Regions from separate parts of the Homo sapiens genome. Here region 1 is linked to region 2. Evidence: chromatin contacts called from ENCODE Hi-C or POLR2A ChIA-PET data. All regions are on one chromosome and are shown on one strand. Each heading gives the region's core, a stretch centred on a gene start or an enhancer-like site at or near the end of the contact. The rest is flanking DNA. Distances are from core to core; before and after follow the strand shown.

What was found. Hi-C counts contacts between places; a loop is a spot of excess contacts on that map. ChIA-PET counts read pairs that join two places held with the same protein, here RNA polymerase II (POLR2A). Pooled maps may share reads with other maps.
Region 1: a loop to region 2 is called in a pooled map, with 4 times the contacts of the local background. The contact joins the enhancer-like site here to the promoter of ZBTB12 in region 2. A Hi-C loop is called at or near these places in 1 of 50 pooled maps. POLR2A ChIA-PET finds 5 or more read pairs at or near these places in 2 of 52 experiments (activated B cell and activated CD4-positive, alpha-beta T cell).

Annotation. Positions count from the first base shown.
Region 1 is chr6:33,569,959-33,573,025 of GRCh38, forward strand. It overlaps BAK1 (BCL2 antagonist/killer 1), which reads right to left. Exons shown (of 6, transcript NM_001188.4): 6 at 2,594-3,067. Among named protein-coding and RNA genes, the nearest start is that of BAK1, 8.8 kb to the right of the region's middle. RefSeq lists an enhancer at 1,459-1,748. Within about 2 kb of position 1,358, at least 36 of the 41 ENCODE cell types and tissues checked have a DNase peak (open chromatin) inside an H3K27ac peak, as active enhancers do.
Region 2 is chr6:31,900,567-31,903,640 of GRCh38, forward strand. ZBTB12 (zinc finger and BTB domain containing 12) reads right to left here and starts at 1,520. Exons shown (of 2, transcript NM_181842.3): 1 at 1,271-1,520; 2 at 1-759. The coding sequence starts at 739. It also overlaps a transcript of C2 not described here.

The DNA of each region.
Region 1 (3,067 bases), core at 108-2,607, 1.7 Mb after region 2:
AACGTGTCCAGCAACAGCTCAACACACCCCAGGAGAAGCTGGGTTTTGCTGATTCTGGTTCCTGACCTTTGGGCACCTCCAGCAACCTTCAATAACTCCCTTCTCTTTCTCTCTCTCCACACACACACACACGCATGCATGCACGCACACATACACACGCATGCACGCACGCACACACACACACGAAATCATGATTATCCTTATCTGTTCAGCTCAGATAGAATTAAATCCACATTTGGGCCTCGCACTGTGGCTCACGCCTGTAATCCTAGAACTTTGGGAGGCCAAGGTGGGCAGATCATGAGGTCAGGAGTTCGAGACCAGCCTGGCCAGAATGGTGAAACGCCGTCTCTACTAAAAATACAACAACAACAAAAAAAATTAGCCGGGCATGGTGGCGCGTGCCTGTAGTCTCAGCTACTCGGGAGGCTAAGGCAGGAGAATCGCTTGAACCCGGGAGGCGGAGGTTGTAGTGAGCCGAGATTGTGCCACTGCACTCCATCCAACCTAGGTGACAGAGCGAGACTCTGTCTCAAAAAAAAAAAAAAAATTAAATCCACATTTTACAAGCATCTTACAAAATGGGGCCTCTACATCTGAAGTGCATACAACTGGAGCAGGAGGGGTACATTTTTGTCACGGGTGAAAAAACAAAACAAAAACAAAAAAAACTAGTGGATATGGTGGTTTAAGTTTAATGAATACATGTAAATTTATTTTAATGCATTCAGGTGACTATGTCATAATAACTTGTTCAATATACTGAGTGATTTTAGGCTAAGGAAGGATTTTTTCAAATGAAAGGGTTTGGATGGACACTCGGTGACTCTCTAAAATATACTCTTCAGAGGAGGTAAAAATAAATACGTGAAGGTAAAACGGCAGGGTGGGGGTGGGGAGAATGTGAGGCTGTTGTGTGCAAGGAAGGGCGGGTATTCATACTGAAACTGCAGAACTAAGCAGGTGACAGCTGCACACCGCTCCTTTCCCTGGCCGGGCTGCCCCAGCTCAGTGACATCACAGACTGTGACGAACCCAGACGTATTTGGTGGAAACCAAGCCACAATCTCAGAAGCAGCGCACAGTTTGAGTAGAAATGAGTTTTTTTGGTTTCTCTTCCCTAATACCCACAGAGCCCCTACACTCCCGTTATCCTCGCAGCCCCTGGCTGACTGTGTCCGACCTAACTTCTCGCCCCCTGGTTTCAGAATATCCTGGCAGCGGAATAGAGGGCGTTGGGGGGCGGTGCAGGCCAAAACTTTTTGGGCTGCCCCACCCATGCCTTTCCGGTTAGCGTTGCAGCTCCTTAGACGAGTAGGCTAACCACAGCCCACCCGCCTTTCTTCCAGCGATGCAACGATCTGTTCGCCGCTCAATGCCGCATGCTGTTCAAAGCCCAGAGGCTGGAGTGGGTGCGCCCCAAAGGCCCCGCCCAAGGAAGGGCACGCTTGCGTGCTCGCGGCGGCGGCCATCTTGGACTCGGGCAGCCGCCCACTTCTAACCTCTATGGCATCGCTCCGGGAGGGAGGCGACCCCGCACTCTGGGCCTCTTAAACCTGTGCTCGCGAGCCCCACATTGCTCTCCGGCCTCCACGTAAAACTCGAGCCAGTTTCCTGGTGGCAAGTCCTCACTCCTTGGGTGACTCTGAGAAAGCACCCGTTTCCTTATCTGTAAATAGTAGTTTGAGTACCCCCACCCCCGTCTCCTACCTATTATTTGGGCAGATGATGAACTCTCAGCATAAAGCCTGGCACACAGTATGTGTTCTATAAATGTTGTCTGTGAGCTTTTCCTGTACACTGCGGGGTGCCTTGTAGCAACCACCTTCCAGCCACCACTGCCTGCAGCGCCGCCTTTTCCCTTTTCCAAGATCGCGTCTGTACTAGACTCTGAAGACCTTGTGGAGGGAAAAGGGGCTTGGCAAGCCCACCCCAGGAGGGTGAAGGTGAAACTCACGAGTTCTCTTGGACTTGCATGTGACCCTTTTGGAAGGGCGTCAGAAACACAGACCAGGGTGCCCAGGACTGGAAAGACTGTAGATTTTGGAACATTTAAACGCCCCCATGCTTGTTATTTTTATCACCCCTGGCTGGGTACCCATAGGGACTCCCAAGCAGCATAAAACTAGAATGAAAGCCCTGCGTGTGTGCTGACTGTGGAGACATCAGGAAGGGGGAGCTGGGACATTGTGTCCCAGGCAGAGCTAAATGTGGGGGAGAAGGGCCTTTTGGACCAGCGTGGGTGGTAGCCCCAGGGTGGGAGAAGAATTCAGCCCAGGTCAGAGGTAGCCTGTGGGGGTCCTCAGATATGTGCAGCTGCTCCACCAGCTCTGTAGCTAAAGGACCTCCCAGACTTCCTAAAGGGTGGAAACTGCATGAAACCCAACGAGATGAGAGAAGTTCATGGGGAGGGGCGAACGCCTTCCATCGGAGTGGGGGCTGCAGAACCATACTCAGGCCTCTATGGGATTCTAGAGGCCTAGTGTGAGGTTTTATTCAGTAATAAGCCAGATGTATGCCAGGCGTGCCCAGGTTCCCACAGTCTGGCCTGATGGAAAGAGGGGTAGCAGAGAATACAAAAACTAAGTCAGGGTGAGGGGATTGCACAGTTTATTTCCAAACACTCAGAGGATAGGGGGTGGCCTATGGGCTCCATCTGCCTCCCCTCCCTGCATTTGGCTGAATCAAGAACTTCTCCCCCCTGACCCCCAAGACCCTAGGCTGTGCCCAATAGAGAAGGCACTGTCACCCCCCACCCTGAGGAGACCTAGACAGGTGAGGAGCATGGAGGGTGGGGGAACAGAGTTCAAGTATTCACAGTTCCCCCATCTACACCCCTGGATTACACTGTGCCAGAGCCATGAGGGAGGATCCCACCTCTGGGATTCCTAGTGGTGTTGATAGTCCTTCTCCCACTTAGAACCCTCCAGATGAACTCCCTACTCCTTTTCCCTGATATAACAAACCAAGTCCTAAGCCCTGTAGTCTGGGCAAGGAGGAGCCTTAGCAGGCCACTCACCCAAGGCCCCCAGGGATGGGGGTGAGAGCCTTCACCTGTAGTGAATGG
Region 2 (3,074 bases), core at 270-2,769:
CCAGCTCCCCAAGGTGGCCACCCACGGAGCCTCCAATGCCCAGACCCCCTCCCAGGCCTCCAGGGGGTTTGAGCCGGTGTGCCACCTCCAGGGCCGACTCCACCTTGACGATGCAGATGTCAGACACGTCCTCATCCTCATCCTCATCCTCTTCCTCGGCTTTCAGCTCCAAGTCTTCATCCAGTGGGAACTCCAGCTTCACTGGCCGCAGGAGTGGAGGGGGTAGAGGAGGTGGGGGTGGGGGCTTCGGGGCTGGCTTTGGGGTCCTGGCTGGAGGGAGGAGGGACTTGGTGGCGCTGATGCTGCTCACAAGGCTAGCCTCACTGACCCCATCCTCTTTGAGGCCTATTTTGGGCTCAATGAACTGGCTGAGGGCATTCCGGCATTTCTCCACCACGTGCTCCATCTGCAGGTAGGAGGCGGCTGTAAGGTAGTTGACGATGTCCCTAACAGCGAATTCCAAGGCGCCCGTGTAGCAGGAGAGGAGCAAGTCGGCCACGATGCGTGCACTGTGCATCAGGGAGACCTGCAGCTCCGAGCTGGGGTTCAGCAGGAACTGGTCCCGCAGGAAGGGTGAGCAGGCGGCCAAGATGACCTTGTGGCCTCGAAACTTGAGGCTGTCGGCCACAATGGTCACGTCGCAGAACCGCTCCTCTGCCCGGAGCTGGTTCATGTTCCGTAGCGTTGCGGCCTCGTGGCCGGGCAGCTGGAAGCGCAGGACTTCCACCCCAGAGGCCATTGTGGCGGGGGTGGGCAACCCTGGTTGGGAAGGAAACCGGTCAGAGACAAAGGTCTCTGGCTCTCCGAAGCCAAGGCTCCAGGACCCTCGCCCCCATTCTTGCCCAGCCCCCCGGCATCCGATCTCCCGGTCTTCAGATTTCTTCCTCAGTTTCCCCAACCCTGGGGAGGTGCTGTCCCTCTGAGAGGAGGGAGGCGTGGTTCTCGGGGGCGGGGCAGCGGCGTCCACACCCCCCAGCCCAGCAGCCCGCTAGGATGGGGCGAGCCCGCGCGCCCACGGTGGAAGGACGGAGAAAAAGGGGGGCCAGAGGCCTGGGGCTCTGGACTCCAAGGTGGCCCCGGTTGCAGGCTCTTCTCACCCCGCCCCCTTTACCGGCTGCCTCATTCCTCCGCCCCCCCCTTACACGTTTGCACGCGCTTTTCACGTCCTCCCCCCCGCCGCCAGCACGCACCGTGCACGCCCTGCCCCCACGCTCAGAGCTCCGTGGCACGCCCCCCCAGCCCCACGACCCTGAGTGCACGCTCCTCTCACCTGGCCCGGTTCCGCGCGCTGTTTTTTTAATCCCTTATTTTCCCCACCCCCCCCCGGGGCCGGCAGCGACCCCCACACACGGGCAGGGCCTGGGCAGCGCGCAGGCGCGGGGATGCACGGGACGCGCGCGCGCGCGGGGCCGGCTCCGCGTGGGCGTAAGGGGGGAGGGGCGGGGGCGGCTCGTGCCGTGTGTTCCAGGCCCCGCGCGCGCGGCGGCGGCGGCGTCGGCTAGGACTCGGGGAGGAGGAAGAGGGGAGGGAATTAAAGGAGCAGGATCCCCCCTTCCCGACCCCCCTTTCTTCACCAGCACCCCCACGCGGTTAAAGGGCCGGACGGCCTTGCCTCCTCTTTGGCCGGGATTATTTGTCCGCCAGAGCGGAAATACGTTCCACACCCCCCTCTTTCTCGCTCCCCCTCCTCTGTACCTCCAAGCCCCGCGGCCAGTTTGCGCGTGCGTGCCAAGTGCCGCGCGGAGGCCCGCTCACTCGGGCCCGCCCCCCAATCCCGGCTGCCCATGGCGCTACTCGCTCCGCGTCCCCGCGCCCCGCCCGCGCCGCATCCCGCAGCGCGCGCGCGCACCCGTTCTCTCGGCTGCGGGCGCTGCCACCTGCTCCCAGGGGTGGTGCGTCTCCGGTCCAGCTGTGCCGAGCGCTGCCCTGGGTGCATCCGTGGCACCTCTCAGGGCCCCATCCGCCCCGTGGCTAACAGAGCTGTTGGTAGCTATTACCCACGCCTGCCTCCTCTGCTGAGTGTGCTCACAGTTGCTCCAGACACATTCCCAGGCTTTTCCAACTCTTGTAAAGCTAGTAACCGCCTCAGCCCTTCAGGCCTGAAATATGATTTCACTTTCCACAAAGCCAGACGATCCAGTGCCCTCAACTTTCCTCCACTCCATGTCAGTCCTTTAAAATCACACCCGCCCTCCCCTCCATTCTCAGGATTGATCCCAACTTCTTGCCAAGGCAGTCGCCCTCCGCTTGTGCTATCGATGACCTTGCCCATTTCACCTTTAGTATATAATTAACCCTAGGACTAATTTTAATGATGTGATTTATTATGTTAGTATGATTCTACTCTAATCTTCCACCGCTCCGTCCCCCTTATTCCTCACCTCTCCTCCAGACTGACAAGGTCCAGCTCTAAACAAAACTTCCCTTCAACACTGCGCCCGGGCCTTCTCTTTCTCTTGTCTCTCTCAGACTAAGTTATAGTCTCCACAGCTTCAGCGACAGCACTTAGGAGCGTCTTGAAGGCTGGTGCCTTCCCTTCCACTTCCTCGTACCTACACCCACTTCCCCACCTATCCAAGTCCGCGTGAAGATGCCACTGTTTCCTGCCAATTGGATTTCTTTTTTACGTCCTTCAGGAGACTAGTGCGTTTTCCATACATTTCAATTCTGATGAAGTTTCTTATTATGTGTTCAATATCTGGTTTCCCCATTAGACTATAAACTTCTTGGTTGCAGGAATTATGTTGTGGGTTTTGTTTTGCAAATAAAAATCATGCAATAGGGAGGGTGTGGTGGCTCACGCCTGTAATCCCAGCACTGTGGGAGGCCGAGGCAGGTGGATCACCTGAGGTCAGGAGTTCGAGACCAGCCTGGCCAACATGGTGAAACCCTGACTCTACTAAATATACAAAAATTAGCTGGACGTGGTGGCAGGTGCCTGTAATCCCAGCTACTGGGGAGGCTGAGGCAGGAGAATCGCTTGAACCTGGGAGGTGAAGGTTGCAGTGAGCCTAGATTGCGCCATTGCACTCCAGCCTGGGCGACAGAGCAAGACTCCTTCTCAAAACAAAACA